Regions from separate parts of the Homo sapiens genome. Here region 2 is linked to region 1. A link is a loop called in an ENCODE intact Hi-C map of the cell type or tissue named here. Cell type or tissue: heart right ventricle. All regions are shown on one strand.

The links. Hi-C counts contacts between places; a loop is a spot of excess contacts. Peaks named below come from ENCODE experiments on the same cell type or tissue, not always from the same donor. Only the 100,000 strongest peaks of a DNase experiment are listed, where the experiment ranks them.
Region 2: a loop joins it to region 1, with 3 times the contacts of the local background. A loop is called at or near these places in 15 of 110 quality-filtered maps.

The regions. Positions count from the first base shown.
Region 1 is chr10:103,885,174-103,893,173 of GRCh38, reverse strand. It overlaps STN1 (STN1 subunit of CST complex), which reads left to right. Exons shown (of 10, transcript NM_024928.5): 8 at 922-1,044; 9 at 4,030-4,102. Among named protein-coding and RNA genes, the nearest start is that of STN1, 29 kb to the left of the region's middle. In heart right ventricle, CTCF peaks have their summits at 4,473 and 4,675; a DNase peak (open chromatin) is centred at 4,943; H3K27ac peaks cover 7,486 bases.
Region 2 is chr10:103,595,052-103,603,051 of GRCh38, reverse strand. It overlaps SH3PXD2A (SH3 and PX domains 2A), which reads left to right. Exons shown (of 15, transcript NM_001394015.1): 15 at 1-8,000. The coding sequence ends at 1,236. Among named protein-coding and RNA genes, the nearest start is that of NEURL1-AS1, 82 kb to the right of the region's middle. RefSeq lists an enhancer at 3,906-4,200. In heart right ventricle, a CTCF peak has its summit at 4,086 (motif pointing left); a DNase peak (open chromatin) is centred at 4,078; H3K27ac peaks cover 1,219 bases.

The DNA of each region.
Region 1 (8,000 bases):
GTACTTTGAAGAGCAATTGTTGTTCGCCCTTTTCTTTGTTTTAGGAAGGAGTGGAAAATCCCCAATGGAATAATAAGAAGAATACACACACTCTAATGTGTATTTGTTTCCATTCATCTCACAGATACTTTATCAGTCACCTAACGTGTGCTAGGGAGGAGGTGGCCAAGATGAAACAAAGTCCCTGACTCAAGAAGCATCCCATCTGGTCAAGCATGGGGGGACATAGCTGATAGCCTAGCTTCCTCGGGGATAAGAAGCAGGATGACCTGGATGACCCTCCCCAGGCAAACGTGTCTCCAGAGAAGTGAAGAGACACTGAAAGTGAGGGGGAGAGCTGACAGCAGCAGAGGTCCCTTCTAGGTGGGGACTGTGCTTCACCAGGACTGCTGTCTACCTTCAGCCTTGTGGACTCCCCTTGGTGGATCTCTGCACAGCCTCTGTTGTCCTCCATTTAAAATAATGAGGCTATTTAATACTTCATGCTGGAATCCCCAAATTATTCCAACATACAAAAAATCTTTGAAGTCCCTAGGAAGAGATTGTATACAGCCTCAATTTTAATGGAAAAGGGGGCTAATATATATATACAGTGTTTTGGTTTTGTATAAAAAATAAGTCAAAGATTGTCCAACAGTGAGGGTAGCTTTTTTTATTCTGCACTATGGAGTGTTGAGTTCATTAAAAAAAAAAAAATCACAACTAAGGTAGGGAACAGTTATGAAAGGTGACCTGCCGGGGCACACTTCTCAGTCCTCCTTAAATACCATCCTGCTAGGCCGGTACATACCAGGATCTTTTTGACTCAGCAGTTAAAAGGCCTGTTGGACAAATTCATGAACCAGTTGGTCTAGGAGTTGTTCTCAGGTGCCGTAAGGTGAGACTTATTTCTTTTCTTTTTTCTTTTTCCTCTCTTTACAGGTGAATTTTAAGAAGGACACCACTTCCAAGGCAATTCATAGTATATTTAAGAATGCTATACAACTGCTGCAGGAAAAAGGACTTGTTTTCCAGAAAGATGATGGTTTTGATAACCTATACTATGTAAGACACTTGCAACTTAACTTTTTTTCTTTGTAGCTTCAATTACAAATATATTTATTACTTATGAATAACCACTTAATTATTCTTAAAAATCATTAAGGAGGTACATAAAATCAGAAGTGAAAGTTGGCCCTTATCCTTCCCCGAGGTATCTCTTTTAATAATACAGTTGACCCATGAACCACACAAGTTTGAATTGCATGGGTCTACTTATATGCAGACTTTTTCAACCAAATGCAGATGGAAAGTACAGTATTTGCAGATGTGAAACCCACATATGAGGGCTAACTTTTTGTACATGCAGGTTTCACAGAGCCAACTTCAGGACTTGAGTGTGTGTGGATTTTGGTATACCTGAGGGTCCTGGAACTGATCCACTGAGTATACCGAGAGATAACTGTATATCCTTCTAGACATTTATCTGTACATTTACAGATGCATACATATACAAATGTGCTCCTGTGGCTTTTTCATTGTTTCCAATCCCTGACTTATGCAAGAACCTTTTTGCTTTATAAAAAATGTGATCATCTTCTAAATTGACACTTCTCAATCTGAACACTATTTGGGGTAGGTGATCGATTGCCATGGGAACTATCCTGTGCATTGCAGGATATTTAGCAGCATGCCTGACCTTCACCTACTAGAGACCAGGAGCAACACCCCAACTGTGGCAACCAAAAATGTCCCTGGACATTGCCGGGTATCTCCTGGGACCATTGAGACTTGCTACTCTAAATAATGCTCTGTACCTTTTTTGGTACCAAGATAACACATGACAGGCACCTTTCCACATTAGTAGTTATAAATCTACCTCGTTCTTTTTAACATCCTCAGGGTATTCCATACTATGGGTACCTGTTGTGTATTTTTTAGACATTCCTTTTTGATGGGTACTTAGGGTATTTCTAACTTTTGCTGTCACAAATGGTGTTGCTGTGGCTATTTTTGCACAACTATATTTGTGAACTCATGTCAGTATTTCTGTAAGATTGACTCTTAAAAGAAGAGCTGCTGGAGCAGAGGGCATGGCCATTTAAGCTTTTGGTCAACACAGTGTGATGGGCCTGCCTGAAGGCTGTACCAGTTGACTCCCAGCAGAAGTGTAGGTGCTTGTTTGCCTCACTCTTTCAAGTTAAAAGTTCACCTTTTGCTGCATACCTTTAATATTGGGAGGAGCTAAGGTGGAAATGGGCCTTCTCAGGACCACTGACATCAGTGGGTGTGGACTCCGTTATGTGCAGCTCTCCCAGAGACTGATCAAATTCTGTGGTATTCCAGAAGTCTCACTATTCACAGGCAAGATTCCTGACGGGGAGCTTTTCTTAATATGACATTTCCTGATGTTGATTTACCCTAGTGACTCCCCTCTTTAGAGAGATTTTAGAAATTACAATACCATTTAAATAACTTTTGAAGCAGGTATCCCAGTCTACATAAGGGCGAGTGCCTCCCACACCGTCCCAGGATGGGAGTCCTGGCATGGGAAGGCCGGGTGGGAGTTGGTTGCTTCCTGGAAGTTGGAGAAGCTATGGGGGCAGCTCACCTTGAGCCCTGCTCTGGGACACACCTTTCCTCCCAGGCCTTTAGAGAGCAGCCCTTCCTGAGGAGCAGCAGTCCAGGGCAAGGCGTGGTGGGGCTGGGTACTTCCTCCTGTGAATCATTGTGATCAAGCACAAATAGATCTCTTGTCGCCATCTCTGACTTCATCTCTCCACTGCTTTGTAGTCACCTTTCTCCTGAAGCCCTGCCTCAGGGAAATGGTTAAAATAAGTCAACACTTCTGTTTGCCTAGTGCTTTCCTAGGTTCAGCAGCTCTCACACATGACCTTGTTTAATCTTCGTCATAACCTTGTGAGCTGAGAGAAGGCAGGTGTTCTCAAGATGCCCCCTCCAGTAAGGCAGGTCAGACAGGCATTCTTGGGCTGTCTTTAAGGAGGAAACTTACAGCTATTTGTTTGCATGCCTATTTTCTTTCTTCCTTTCTTCCTCTCTCTTTTTCTGTTTCTTTTTTTTCTTTCTCTTTCTCTCTTTTTTTGTTACTAGATTCACTGTGGAACATGAAGGTGAAACCTGTTGTGTGCTGCTTCCCTCTTAATCTGAGCTGGTTAAAAAAGACTAAGTTGGCCAGGTGCGGTGGCTCACGCCTATAATCCCAGCACTTTGGGAGGCCAAGTCGGGTGGAATCACTTGAGGTCAGGCATTCGAGACCAGCCTGGTCAACATGGTGAAACCCTCATCTCTACTAAAAATACAAAAATTAGCTGGACGTGGTGGTGCACGCTTGTAATCCCAGCTACTCGGGAGGCTGAGGCGGGAGAATCACTTGAACCTGGGAGGCGGAGGTTGCAGTGAGCTAAGATCGTGCCACTGCACTCCAGCCTGGGCGATAAGAGTGAGATTCCGTCTCAAAAAAAAAAAAAAAAAAAAAAAAGGAAAAAGAAAAAGACTAAGTTATGTCTACCTTTGAGAGCAGAATGTGTTTCAGTGGATAGGCTAGCTTTACTCTCATGCTAGCCTGTCCTTGCAGGGTTTTTTTTTTTTTTTTCTCCTTTTATTTTTCCTTGTGGTTGGGAGAAGCAAGAAAACTGATGCAACACAAGACAGGTGTCAGGGCCCAGAAGAAGGAGTCATGGGGTGGAGATTGGAGGCCTTGATCACTGTGCCTCGCTCAAAACTATAACAACAAATAACAAAAATGTGTTATGAGTGTTGAAGAAGAAAGTTGTCCCTTAAAAGTATGCAATTCCAGCTTTTTTTTTGTTTTAACCTCATTGCCCCAATGAACCAACTCCCAAGGACGTGTCCTCTGGGCAGAACTGGTTTGACACTAGGCCAAGTATCAAACACCACATTAATGGTGTAGGGAAGATGATTATTATGTAATCTTTAGAAACTATCCTGAATACTAATTTGGAAGTCTGGATGACACAACTGCTGTGTTACCTAAGAACACTCTCTCTCTCAACTATTTTTCCTATTTAGGTAACCAGAGAAGACAAAGACCTGCACAGAAAGATCCACCGGATCATTCAGCAGGACTGCCAGAAACCAAATCGTAAGTGGTATAATGTACAAGTGATGCCCTGGTGCCCTGGAAGGGGATACTGTCTCCCGGGGAGCACTGGATGGAGAGTCAGGAGACCCGGGACTTTTCCCAGTAGTGACTTGGAAAGGTGATAGTCAAAGTACCTGCCCTCCCTGAGCCTCCATCTCCTCTCTAAAGGAGTGTTGGGCTAGCACAGTTGTTGTGATCTTGGCTGTACATAAGATTCAACCTTGGAGCCCTCTGAACATTCAGAGCCCAGATTCTACCCTGGGGATTTTGTTTCCATAGAGGATGAGGTGGGGGCTAGACAAGGAATTCTGATACAGTGAGGTCACCACACTAGGACGTTTTGATGTCATTCTGCTTCTCATGTTCTCTCTGATTTGTGTTATTTCCTATTTCATGCTTGCCCCCCTTCTTTGAACACAAACCTGACATTTCCCTCTATTCTAACATCAAAGCCTTTCAGTGTTGGAAGGGATGGTTCTAGACATGACTGTTTATGAACGGTGTAATTCAGTCATCTTGGAAACTGTTAATTTGCAAAAGACATGGTTTAGAAAATAGTTTTGGTAGAGTTAGTTCAGCCCCTAGTGGTTAGACACTGAAACTGTAGCTACTCTGACAAGGAACAATACCATTTCCACACTAGTTAGAGAAGGAAGCATTAGTCTATCTTTAAATCCTATGTAAACTGACCGGTCTTAAAGGCGACTTTTCAAAGTCTAGCTTTTGCAAACACATACTATAATAAGAAGTGTTGGAAAAGTTTGTTAATGACCCCAGGTCCCTGATCTGCCAGTGAACTCCACCTCCAGTCCTTCGGCCCATACATCCCTGGGGCCTGGACCTGTGCCAGGTTGAGTCAGTGGGTGAAGCTGGGCCAGGTTTCCAGCACTGGTGTTTATGGTAGACAGCCCTAGTTAGCCTTTAAGAAACCATGAGGTCGGATCCCAGAGTGGTGTGACAGCAGCTCTTAAAATAAACTCAAAGCAATATATTATTTCAGTGCAAGTGAATGGACTTTGTTCACTTCATTCAGAACAATAAAAGCAAATATCCTTTAGTTGAGGGAAAAGCCCATCTGTCCACAATTGAAGGAGCTTTTGAGAGCAGTGCAATGTGGGATTCCTCAGCCAAGAAGGGATGAGAAGATGCTCCCAAGATAACATCTCTGCAGTCACCCTATTCGCAGGCCTCCTGGCCAGGTTCTTATTTTCATCTGCATTAGGAATAGAATGGATTGAACCCTAGGGCTAGTAAAGCACATGAAAAGAATTCACATTTCATTTGGACTTGGCTCTCTGAAGTGTCCTGAAAGTAGCAGGTTTAACATCTACATCTACCCACAGCTCATCAAGTGGACAGGCCCTGCCACTCAGTCTGTGAATGGGAGCCTCTAAAAGCCACTAGCCAATCACCTGGCACTACTACACTCCCAGGAGCTGAATTCTGAAGCCTGAGCTACTGAGAATGCTGATAAAAGATGTTATAAGGACTGTGTTGGAACCTGCTGTGACCACCCCGCTTCATAATGTTATAACATAGCAATTCAGAATAGTAACGTATGCCCCTCATGAAAAGCCAAGCAGTGCAAAAATCCACTCCAAAAAGCCAGACTCCCTCCCAGCACTGAGCCCCAGCTTCTGTGTTCCCCTCTCCAAAGGCAGTGGTTGTTATTAGTTACTTGCATATCCTGTTGGATATGTGTTTTCTATCAGGGATAAACTATACAGATATGCACTTACAAACATATCATATTATTTATCCTTGACAGAAAACACAAGTGAAGTTTAGCCGACGATATACATTGTCCTACACCTTGTATTTTAGATCTAACATTGCCTTCTAGAGGTCAACAGTACACATGAAAGTGCCTACGTCTTTTCATTAGCTGGACAGCATGCTGTTACATGTATAGGTAAATATCCGACCCTCAGTCTAACCATACCTACTGGGCCTTTAGTTCCTTTCTAGCCTTTCAAACAGAATATAGCCTGGAGTTTTTCCTTGTCAGGATGATTGGTAGAAGGACTTGAAGTCATTTATGAGTGTCTCACAAAGGCTAACCCTTCAATAATGAAAGGACTATGAACATCAAGCCTGTCTTAGGTCCCTGAAGGATTGATACTTGTTCTCTGAAGATGGGCAATGTGGCGGCATTGTGAGGAGCTGTGCTCTGGAGCCACCTTGCCTAGGTTTGAATCCCGGCTTTGCCACTTGCTAGCTGTGTAATGTTGGGCAAGTGCCTTGGGTTCTTTAAATGCAAAGTGGGGATAATAATAGTACCTACAAGATGGGTTTTTATAAGAAGTAAATGAATTGGCATTTAGAAAGTTAGAAGAGTACTCAGTGCATAATTATGATCCAAAAAGTATTAAATAAAAATGAAGTTCTCTTTCCTAATGGCACAAGTGGTAACCCCTAATTCTCTAGCCTGCAGGCCTGAAGGCTCACCCTCTACTTGGTTTAATATTGATCTGGAAGGAGGCAGTTTCAGATAGAATCTGTATGTGGATTTTGCTGTATTATTGTTGGAGTAAAGTTGACAAAATCTGGATTTTGGCTTTCAGTATGGGTACAACAATGGCAAATTATCCAAAAGAGCTCTATGTTGAACATGTCTTTTTATCTCTAACTTTTTACTCTGAAAATATTCCAATTTATCAAAAAAAAAAAAATTAAAAGACTGGTACAATAAACACCGATATACCCTTCACCTAGATTGACTAAAAACTTCAGTTTGTATTTGCTAAGCATGCAGAAATTCTCCTATTTGATCACCAAATCATTTCACACCGAAGAAAATTAACATTTGATGAGTTCCAAAATGGCAGCCTTTCACTAAATGTTACTTTATACCATTAGCTTTTCAAAAATCTCCCATGTATTTAGCTCAGGTTCATTTTTTACTATCCCAGAGCTGGAGAGAACTGCTGCTTTTGGTAGAAACTGAGTACCATATAACACTACTTATACTGGAGGATTTTTTTTTTAAACTTAAGACAAACTTTTAAAAAAGACTTAAAGAAGTTTAACCTTTTGTAGTTATAGTAGTAGGTTATATCTGAAATGTATCTTTATGTCATTTGGGTCTCTAGAACATTAGCCTTTGTGGTTTCTGGTGGAGGTATGATGGGGTATAGTATGAATCAGGCTACATGTGAAAGTTCTTGGGAAAATATAAGGCGCAGTTATCACCGCTCATAGTGATCCGTCATAAGATAACTATGTCTGCCAGGCAAACACTTTTCAGAAAAGTCTGCTTCGGCTTGTGGGTTTGTTCCAGAAGAGTCGAATTATGTAATTGTACTAACCCCTGGGGAGCTCCTTGCTGGCCTTTCCTACTTTTACTGTTTTATAATAATTTCTCACTTAGAGAAGAATCTAAGGCCAGGCACAGTGGCTCACTCCCATAATCCCAATGCTTGGGAGGATTGCTTAGGCCAGGAGTTCGAGACCAGCCTGGGCAACATAGCAAGACCCTGTCTCTACAAAAAATAAAAATTAAAAATAGAGAGGAGTCTAAGTTCACATTACCGAAGTGACTGGAGATCACTTTTGAACAGCCTCACCAGATAACCCTCAGCAGAACAGCCTTTCTGACTAAATAGTTGAAGGCCTCTGAGACAGTCAGCATCACTGCTTTGGGCCCCATGGATGCCTGTAAGTCACCTTGAGCCCTGGGTCCAAGCATCCAGGCCTTGCAGAAACTAAAAGCTGAGCAGCACTAAATTCCCTCTGCTCCTCCCTACCGTGTGCAGGTCTGTGTGGTTGGAGCCCCTCACCCTCCATCATCAAACCTATCCTTGCTTGCTGGTCAGCTCTTCCTCCTTGAGAGGCTTTTCTTCTTGGGAAGGGATGAAGCTTTTCTAGAGCAGGAACTAAGTTACATTCATCTTCTTGG
Region 2 (8,000 bases), 290 kb after region 1:
GCTTCGGACGCAGGCATCCGCGGCACTCCCAAGGTCAGGGCAAAGAAGGATGCTGATGCGAACGCTGGGCTGACCTCCTGTCCCCGGGCCAAGCCATCGGTCCGGCCCAAGCCATTCCTAAACCGAGCAGAGTCGCAGAGCCAAGAGAAGATGGACATCAGCACTTTACGGCGCCAGCTGAGACCCACAGGCCAGCTCCGTGGAGGGCTCAAGGGCTCCAAGAGTGAGGATTCGGAGCTGCCCCCGCAGACGGCCTCCGAGGCTCCCAGTGAGGGGTCTAGGAGAAGCTCATCCGACCTCATCACCCTCCCAGCCACCACTCCCCCATGTCCCACCAAGAAGGAATGGGAAGGGCCAGCCACCTCGTACATGACATGCAGCGCCTACCAGAAGGTCCAGGACTCGGAGATCAGCTTCCCCGCGGGCGTGGAGGTGCAGGTGCTGGAGAAGCAGGAGAGCGGGTGGTGGTATGTGAGGTTTGGGGAGCTGGAGGGCTGGGCCCCTTCCCACTATTTGGTGCTGGATGAGAACGAGCAACCTGACCCCTCTGGCAAAGAGCTGGACACAGTGCCCGCCAAGGGCAGGCAGAACGAAGGCAAATCAGACAGCCTGGAGAAGATCGAGAGGCGCGTCCAAGCACTGAACACCGTCAACCAGAGCAAGAAGGCCACGCCCCCCATCCCCTCCAAACCTCCCGGGGGCTTCGGCAAGACCTCAGGCACTCCAGCGGTGAAGATGAGGAACGGAGTGCGGCAGGTGGCGGTCAGGCCCCAGTCGGTGTTTGTGTCCCCGCCACCCAAGGACAACAACCTGTCCTGCGCCCTGCGGAGGAATGAGTCACTCACGGCCACTGATGGCCTCCGAGGCGTCCGACGGAACTCCTCCTTTAGCACTGCTCGCTCCGCTGCCGCCGAGGCCAAGGGCCGCCTGGCCGAACGGGCTGCCAGCCAGGGTTCAGACTCACCCCTACTGCCCGCCCAGCGCAACAGCATACCCGTGTCCCCTGTGCGCCCCAAGCCCATCGAGAAGTCTCAGTTCATCCACAATAACCTCAAAGATGTGTACGTCTCTATCGCAGACTACGAGGGGGATGAGGAGACAGCAGGCTTCCAGGAGGGGGTGTCCATGGAGGTTCTGGAGAGGAACCCTAATGGCTGGTGGTACTGCCAGATCCTGGATGGTGTGAAGCCCTTCAAAGGCTGGGTGCCTTCCAACTACCTTGAGAAAAAGAACTAGCAGAGGGCCTGGGCTCTTCCAGCCTCAGTGTGCCTCTCTGGCCGCCCACTGGATGAGCGGTGAGACGAACAAAAGGGAAAGGAAAAAATGGGGGTGGGGGGTGGGGGGTGGACAACATTCAACACTGCAGAATGGGTGACCTCAAAGATGCCCCCTGTCCAAGCCATCCCACAGCTGGAAGGTAGGGGATGGGGGTGCCCACACTGAGTGAGGAAGGGAATGGACCAGGGAGTCCCAGGCCTGGGACCCAGAGCCAAGAAAGCTGAGATATCCTGTGCACCATAGGGACTTCACCAATGGATTACATGCCATCTGGGACAGGCCATGTGGGAGACCCCAGTTGTGCCTTTGCTACAGATCTGGAAAAGACAAGGTCATGGGGGCCTCCAGTGTCCTGCCCCTGCTTGGCCCAGTTTTGATTGCTGGCATCTTGCCACCCCAGGTATCCCTGGTATTGTCCTAAGCTGTATTTGTGAATTGTGCTGGTTTCCTGGGCATTGCCACGCCTACCACAGGTGGGTACATTAGAAGCCACCACTGGCTTTCAGGCTTGGGGGTGTCTTCTGAGCTCAAGCCTGCTTCTGGGCCAGGCCATTGTCACTGTTAGTTGAAGAAAAAGCAGTTCCCAGGTGCCAGCAAAGACCATCTTTCATAACTGTCACTGTCTTGGCCTTGAGAAGAGAGCCCGCTCTCCGTGGGGCACCCCATGGAGGACACAGTACCAGAGTTTACAGAGAGGGTGGGCGAAGCCACCGGTCTCTTCCTAATCTGCACAGACTATTTTGGGTATTTCTGGGCGGGCAGTTCCTTTGCATGTTTCGGGAGAGGTTTGTTGATTTGGGGCTTATATGTCAGGCCTTTGGTTTGCGTCTTATTTTAGGGGTTGTTTGGGGGCCTGGGTGGTCGGCCTCACATGGGAAGGGGATGGGTAGTGGATGGGGTTTCTGTTGTATCTTGTGGGCGGGTGATTTTGCTTTTGTTTTTGTTTCACATTCTTCCCCCTCCACAAGCCAAAGTCGTTTCATTTGGTTTCCACTGTGTGGACTGTGCTGGAGCTTGGCGCCTGCCAGAAAAATTTGGGGCTAGGCAAGCCCCAGGTTGCAGACATGGTGAAGCAGAGAAACTGTTCTTCTGGTTCCTGCACAACCTCAGAGGGGCAAAAACCCTCCCCAGGAAGGAGGAGGGTGTTCAGGAGCCAGACTTTTGGAGAGAAGGCAGCTCCCAGCCTGCTGGGTGACCGCCATTCTGCGTGTGTTCCCCAGCTGGGCAGGGCTGGAAGCCTTACGTATGAAGCATGGAGAAGCAGCCATTGTCCCCACTATGGGCAGAGGGGGGACCCGGCTGGCCCCTTGGGTCAGACTGGAGCCAACACCGCCAGCCACCCCCTCTGGCCTGCTGGCAATGCCACAGGTGCCCAAGAAGATGGAGGATCCCTGTGCCAGGAGCCAACCTGGTCTTCCCGAGGGTCAGTGCCCCAGTGAAGACAGAAGCGAGAGAATAAAGTTCCCTGTAGGTCCTCTGTCACCTTTGGGTTGTGTTTTTCAATTGTTGACATTTCAGAGGGGACCCTCCAGAAGCCCAGCCGGCTTCCCCCAAGGACTCCCCCTTCGCTGGGAGTGGATTTCCACACGTGCCTTTGATTTCGGACAGATTGGGCCTCACAGCCACCGATTCAGCTGCCAGGGTCCCTGGACTGGGGGTTGGTGTTTTCTATAGAGGAGGAAAGGCCCTCCCTCACCCTGCTCCCCACCCAGGCAGGGCAGCATGGGACCCAGTGTCTCAGTGCCTTCAAAACCCACCCCCACCCCTACCCTACCCCACCACACCCCATCCCAGAGGCCTTGCCTGGGCAACCCTAAGCCCCTGTCCCTCGCCATACACTGATGCCTGGCAGCTAGAGCAAATGGCTCGTGTTCTTTGTCGAAGGCCTGTGGTGAGATTGTTTTGTTTCCTTTTGTTTTGTGAGTTTGTTTAAAATTGAAATTAGTTATTTTCTTCTGCTGGACAGTATTAAATAGAGCAGGATGTTGAGTTAATCTGCTAGATTGCAGTACTAATGGTAGTGGTTTAGTGTCTTCATGTTAATATTATTTGTACTTATTTGAACAATAATGATAAAGAAGTGGTTCATTATTTTTTAATTAATGCACTTTAAATAAGGTAGAATGGAAAAAACCCAGAGAGCAAAGTGCATTACTTAAAGATGCAGTATATACTTTTCTCATTTTTAAACAGCACATATTTATTAAGAGAAAAAAAGTAATTTATGACTATTTAAAATAAAATTTAAAAGTAGAGTGACTGTCAGGTAAAGAACCTTCAATGTAGCTATCTTCCAGGGGGAGGGCCCTGCAGCCTCGCTCCTCAGATGTCTGCACTGAGCCAGTTCAGTCACTAGTGCGCCAGCCAGGCCAGGAGGGAGTGCAGAGCATGTCTGCCAAGCACAGAGCATCTCAGTTGGACTGGACCACAGTGCTCCCGAGAGCCTGCCTTTCCTGCCCTTCCCCACCACCTGCACTGCCCCCCACATTCTCCCAGCCCCCCCCAAGGACCCCCTCTCCTTGACCCCCAGTGCTGTAAGTAATAGAGTCATTAAAATGCAGGACTGAAAGAGACCTCAGAGGTCTCTATCCCATCCCTTCCTGTTACTGCGGCCCAAGGACAGGAAACAACTTTTCCAAAATCCCACAGCTAGTTAATGACAGATCTCCCCACTACATTAATCCCGTGCTCCTCCTCACTGCCATTATAGTTTATTGTGTGGTCATGTTTACATTGTGACATCCAGCCCCAAGGATGGCTGGGAGTTGCTCAGGCATCCAGGAAAAGTGGGGAATGCTGCCATCTGGTGACAGCATGTAGATTTGGGCAGTGAACAGGGATTGCCATGCCCCAGTCTTCGCACCTCGCCCCCTCACCCCCTAACTCACAGCACAAACCCTGCAAACCCAAAGAGAATATTAATACTTGAAGCAAGAAGGGTGCATGCCAGTCCTTCTCCGACATGGCCAGGGGGTACCAGGCCTTGTGCGCCTGGCCTCCTAGCCCTAGCCAGGGCGAGAGGGCCTTTCCCTTGAGCTACTGAGCTGCTTTGTGATGCTGAAGGATACTGCCGGCAGCAGGCAGAGGAGGGAGGGGGCCTAGGGCTCTGACCCATCTGGAGGAAAACCAGATCGGACTAAAAAAGGAAAAAGAAAAACAAAATCTCCGCAGTGTCCAAACCTAGTTTCCCATGAGTTGCGACTGAAAATGTGAAACGACACTGTATTGCTGTATACTGCAACTTTAACCATAATGAGCCCTTCTGAGGTCATTATTGAGGTTCATATAATGCCCGAAGATGCAGCATTTGGTGCTTTGTTTTCCTTTCCGTTTCAAGACCTTTTTCTTTTATTGCAAGGGGAAAAAAATGTCATCTCCCCCCACCTCATCCCTCTTTGTGACAGCAGACCTGGCTGTGTTGCCCCTCTCCTCCTCACTATTCTCACCAGGCCATGGGACTTTGGGGGCAGTGAGAGAGAGCTGGAAAGGGGCAACCCTGAGCAGCAGGTGTGCCCCATGCCCTGTGGGTTTCCCCTATGTCCAATGACTGTAGACGGGCTGTCTTGCCAGGCCTCAGCCCCGTCTACCCTAAGCCTGGCCCCAAAGGTTTCTCTTTCTTCCTCCTTGATTTTCCATCTTGACGAAGGCATTATATAGAATCATTTTAATCACTTTCAGATGTTAGAGCAGCGTATTTTACAGGCATTTATATCCATTGCTTTCCTCAGCAAGGCATGTTACTACTTTTATCATCTAAGGAAAAAAGACAAGGGAATTCCAGTCAGGCATTATTTTCCTATTACTAGTGTTTGCAGAATAGGTGTAGGACTATTTAAGTTTAGACCTTGGTTTGGTAGTTCTTGTTTTTAATAAGGGGAAAAAGATAAAATAACCCCTATTTTTCCTGTTATTGTATTTAACTAATATATTATTTCTTTAAGGTTACTCACTTCCCCTACCCCTCCAAATACCTTGCATTCTCAATCAAAAATGGAAACAATCTGAGAGACAGGAAAAGTGCAATATTACCAAGATGGATGCCAGGGCTCATTGGGGACAATGGAGGGAATACCAGTGGCGCTCAGAGAGCAAGAGGCAGGGAGCGGGGTGCTGAAGGAATCCTAGCTGTGGAACAGGTGGGTGGGTTGGTGGAGTTTGATCTTGTGGCGTTCTCCTCTCCCCCTTCTTTGGGAAGATGATAGGGGTCCCTGCCAGATCCACCCAGAAGAAAGGGATTCAGGCATGGGGCCCTTGACCTCTAGGCCCCAGTCCCTGGAGCAGAGGCAGGCCCTCGGGAGCTGTTCCTTGTTTTGATTTCTGTTGTGGTGCAGCCAGCTGCTCAGAGAGACCTGGCCTAAAAATGACTCCCAGCAGCCCTCTCTCACCCCAGTGTCCTGATATTTGGGCTGTGATCCTTCTGGTGTATGTTTGAATCTTTCTAAAACTGGGTGCCCTCAGTTCAGTTTCTAGGCAGGAAGCCTAGAAGTCACCAGATCTTTTTGGGGGATGTGAGAACCTTGAGCCGCGCACACCCTGGTGAGACACCAATTCCCACAAGCCTGCAGCAGGGCCTGGGGCTGAGCCTGGGCTGCCCATTCATCTCAGCGACTTCAGCCTGAGAAGTGAGCCCTGCCTGGGCTCCACACCCAGAGAGTCCATACAAATTCTGCTCCGGGAAGAGTCGGGGGGTCTATTCAAGTTTCTCTGCAGACAAAACTTCCCACAACAGGTACCAATCTGGCCTCCTTCCTCAGCACCGGTAGAGAAAGCAACAGAATGGGAAGTTTCCTCTGGGTTGGAGCCTCAGAGCTCTGCCCCTCAAGGTGACAGGGACGTCCCTGTGGCTTGTTCCCTCCACCTCCAGTACTGTATGCTTGCTACTTCAACCCCCTATTTGGTGAATTTCTGCACAGACACAGATCTCTGTGCCTGGAATGGGACTGTGCCCTGTGCGGGTCTCTCCCTTGGCGTATATCCATCTAGATATTTAGTCTTTGAGAATCTCAAAGCAGAGCTCTCTGGGAAGAGAACTGTCCACATTGCTAAATAATTAAGATTCCCTCACTTTTTTGAGGGCCATGTGTTGTGAGAGAGAGAGAGAGAGAGAGAGTGTGTGTGTGTGTGTGTGTGTGTGTGTGTCTGTGTATGCAAGTGTTGGTAACTTCCCACTTGAACTAAATAACATGGGGTTAGAGAAAAAAAAATACCAGGCAAGCTGTCTCCATTGAACAAGTCCTTGGCAATGGGCAGGTCCCAAGGGACTCACAGCTTCTGGCAGCAAGTGTGTCATTCACACACATCATTCTGGCTGGAGAGTGCAATGTGTCATTTTTTTTTCTTTTTGTAATTATTTTATTAAGTATTTAGTTGGAAATTTCACACTGGCATTAACAGGTCTAGCATAAGTGGCCTAGGCAGTCATCCCAGGCTCCAAAATGAAGATGTGCAAAAGAGATGCCACTGGGAATAGAAACACTGAGTTGGTTCAGTTAGGTCATCCCCTGCAGACGTGTCATCGAGCAGGCTGACTCCCACCCCTCAGCCATGCCATGGGTATGAGAAGCCCCTTATAATGAAAGCTGCCAGCCCTTTCGTCCTTGTTTCAGAGGGTGGGTCAGGTGGTTGGGGTGAGAACTTGCTCACGGTGCACCCAACAAGACCTGCAGGTGCATATAAGTTTAGTCCCAACTGCAGGGCCAGACCAAACACTTCCTGGGAAGTGTGTGGAGGGCTGTGCTAGACCTTCCTGAGTTTCTGGCTAAATCATCAGCCCTGTTTGGTGCAGTCTCATGTCTCTGTGGTTCCCAAGCTGCATGATCAGAGCCAGTGAGAAGACAGGATCAGTGACCCACAGCTTTGGGGAAAAACAGCCCCACTGTTAACTTCCCTCCTGCAAACCTGGGTCCCCAGGCCATAAGGTGGGCACACTGGTGCTTACAGACTGGGTGGAGAGCCCTACCTTCCAAGGTCTTGATCCCAGCCTGCCTATAAGGTTGGGATTAGCATGCAATCCCCCTTCCCCAATCCTGTCTTTTTAAAATCTCAAGTTTGCACTTAACCTTGACAACAGCACCCTCTCCTACTCCAGTCCTAGAACTCAGTGGCCTTAGAGAATGGGGTCCCCTGCACTGAAGGTCCCCGCCTTGCTCCCAGTTCCATCCTGGCCAATAGGCTGCGCCTCAAGAGGTGAAAGAGAAAAAAGGGAGGGAGGGAGGAAGAATTATTTAGAACAAAAGGATGGCTCGAGCACGTTAGAGGCAAGTGAGAGGCACGTTGGTGAGAAGAGCATGTGCATGTTTGGGGTAGCTGGGGCCTACTGTCCCTTCATTAGGGAAGGAGGCTTCCAGAAGCGGATGTCTTCTAGAAAGAAAAATTGTGTGAAGGCTGAAAAGGGGCTTGGAGTTTTGTCTTTGTTGATTAGAAAGAAGGAAGAAGTCAGCTCTGAGTGTTTCAGGAAGAAGAGAGCAGGTAGAAAGGGAATTTAGTGATTTAACACCCAAGGGTCCAGCCATAGCAGGTTGGAAAATCCTCCAAATTTGGCCACAGAAACTGGCTAGGAAAAAACTGCCACTCATTGGGCCACACGCTGGGTCCCCATCAGTTCTCAATGAATGGTCATTGATTTACTTAGCAGAGAGAAGTCACCAGCCACAAACCAATCTTTGAGTTTGCAGGCCCTGATTCCAGAATATATGCATCCAGCTCCCGGGTTCTCAGCTGGT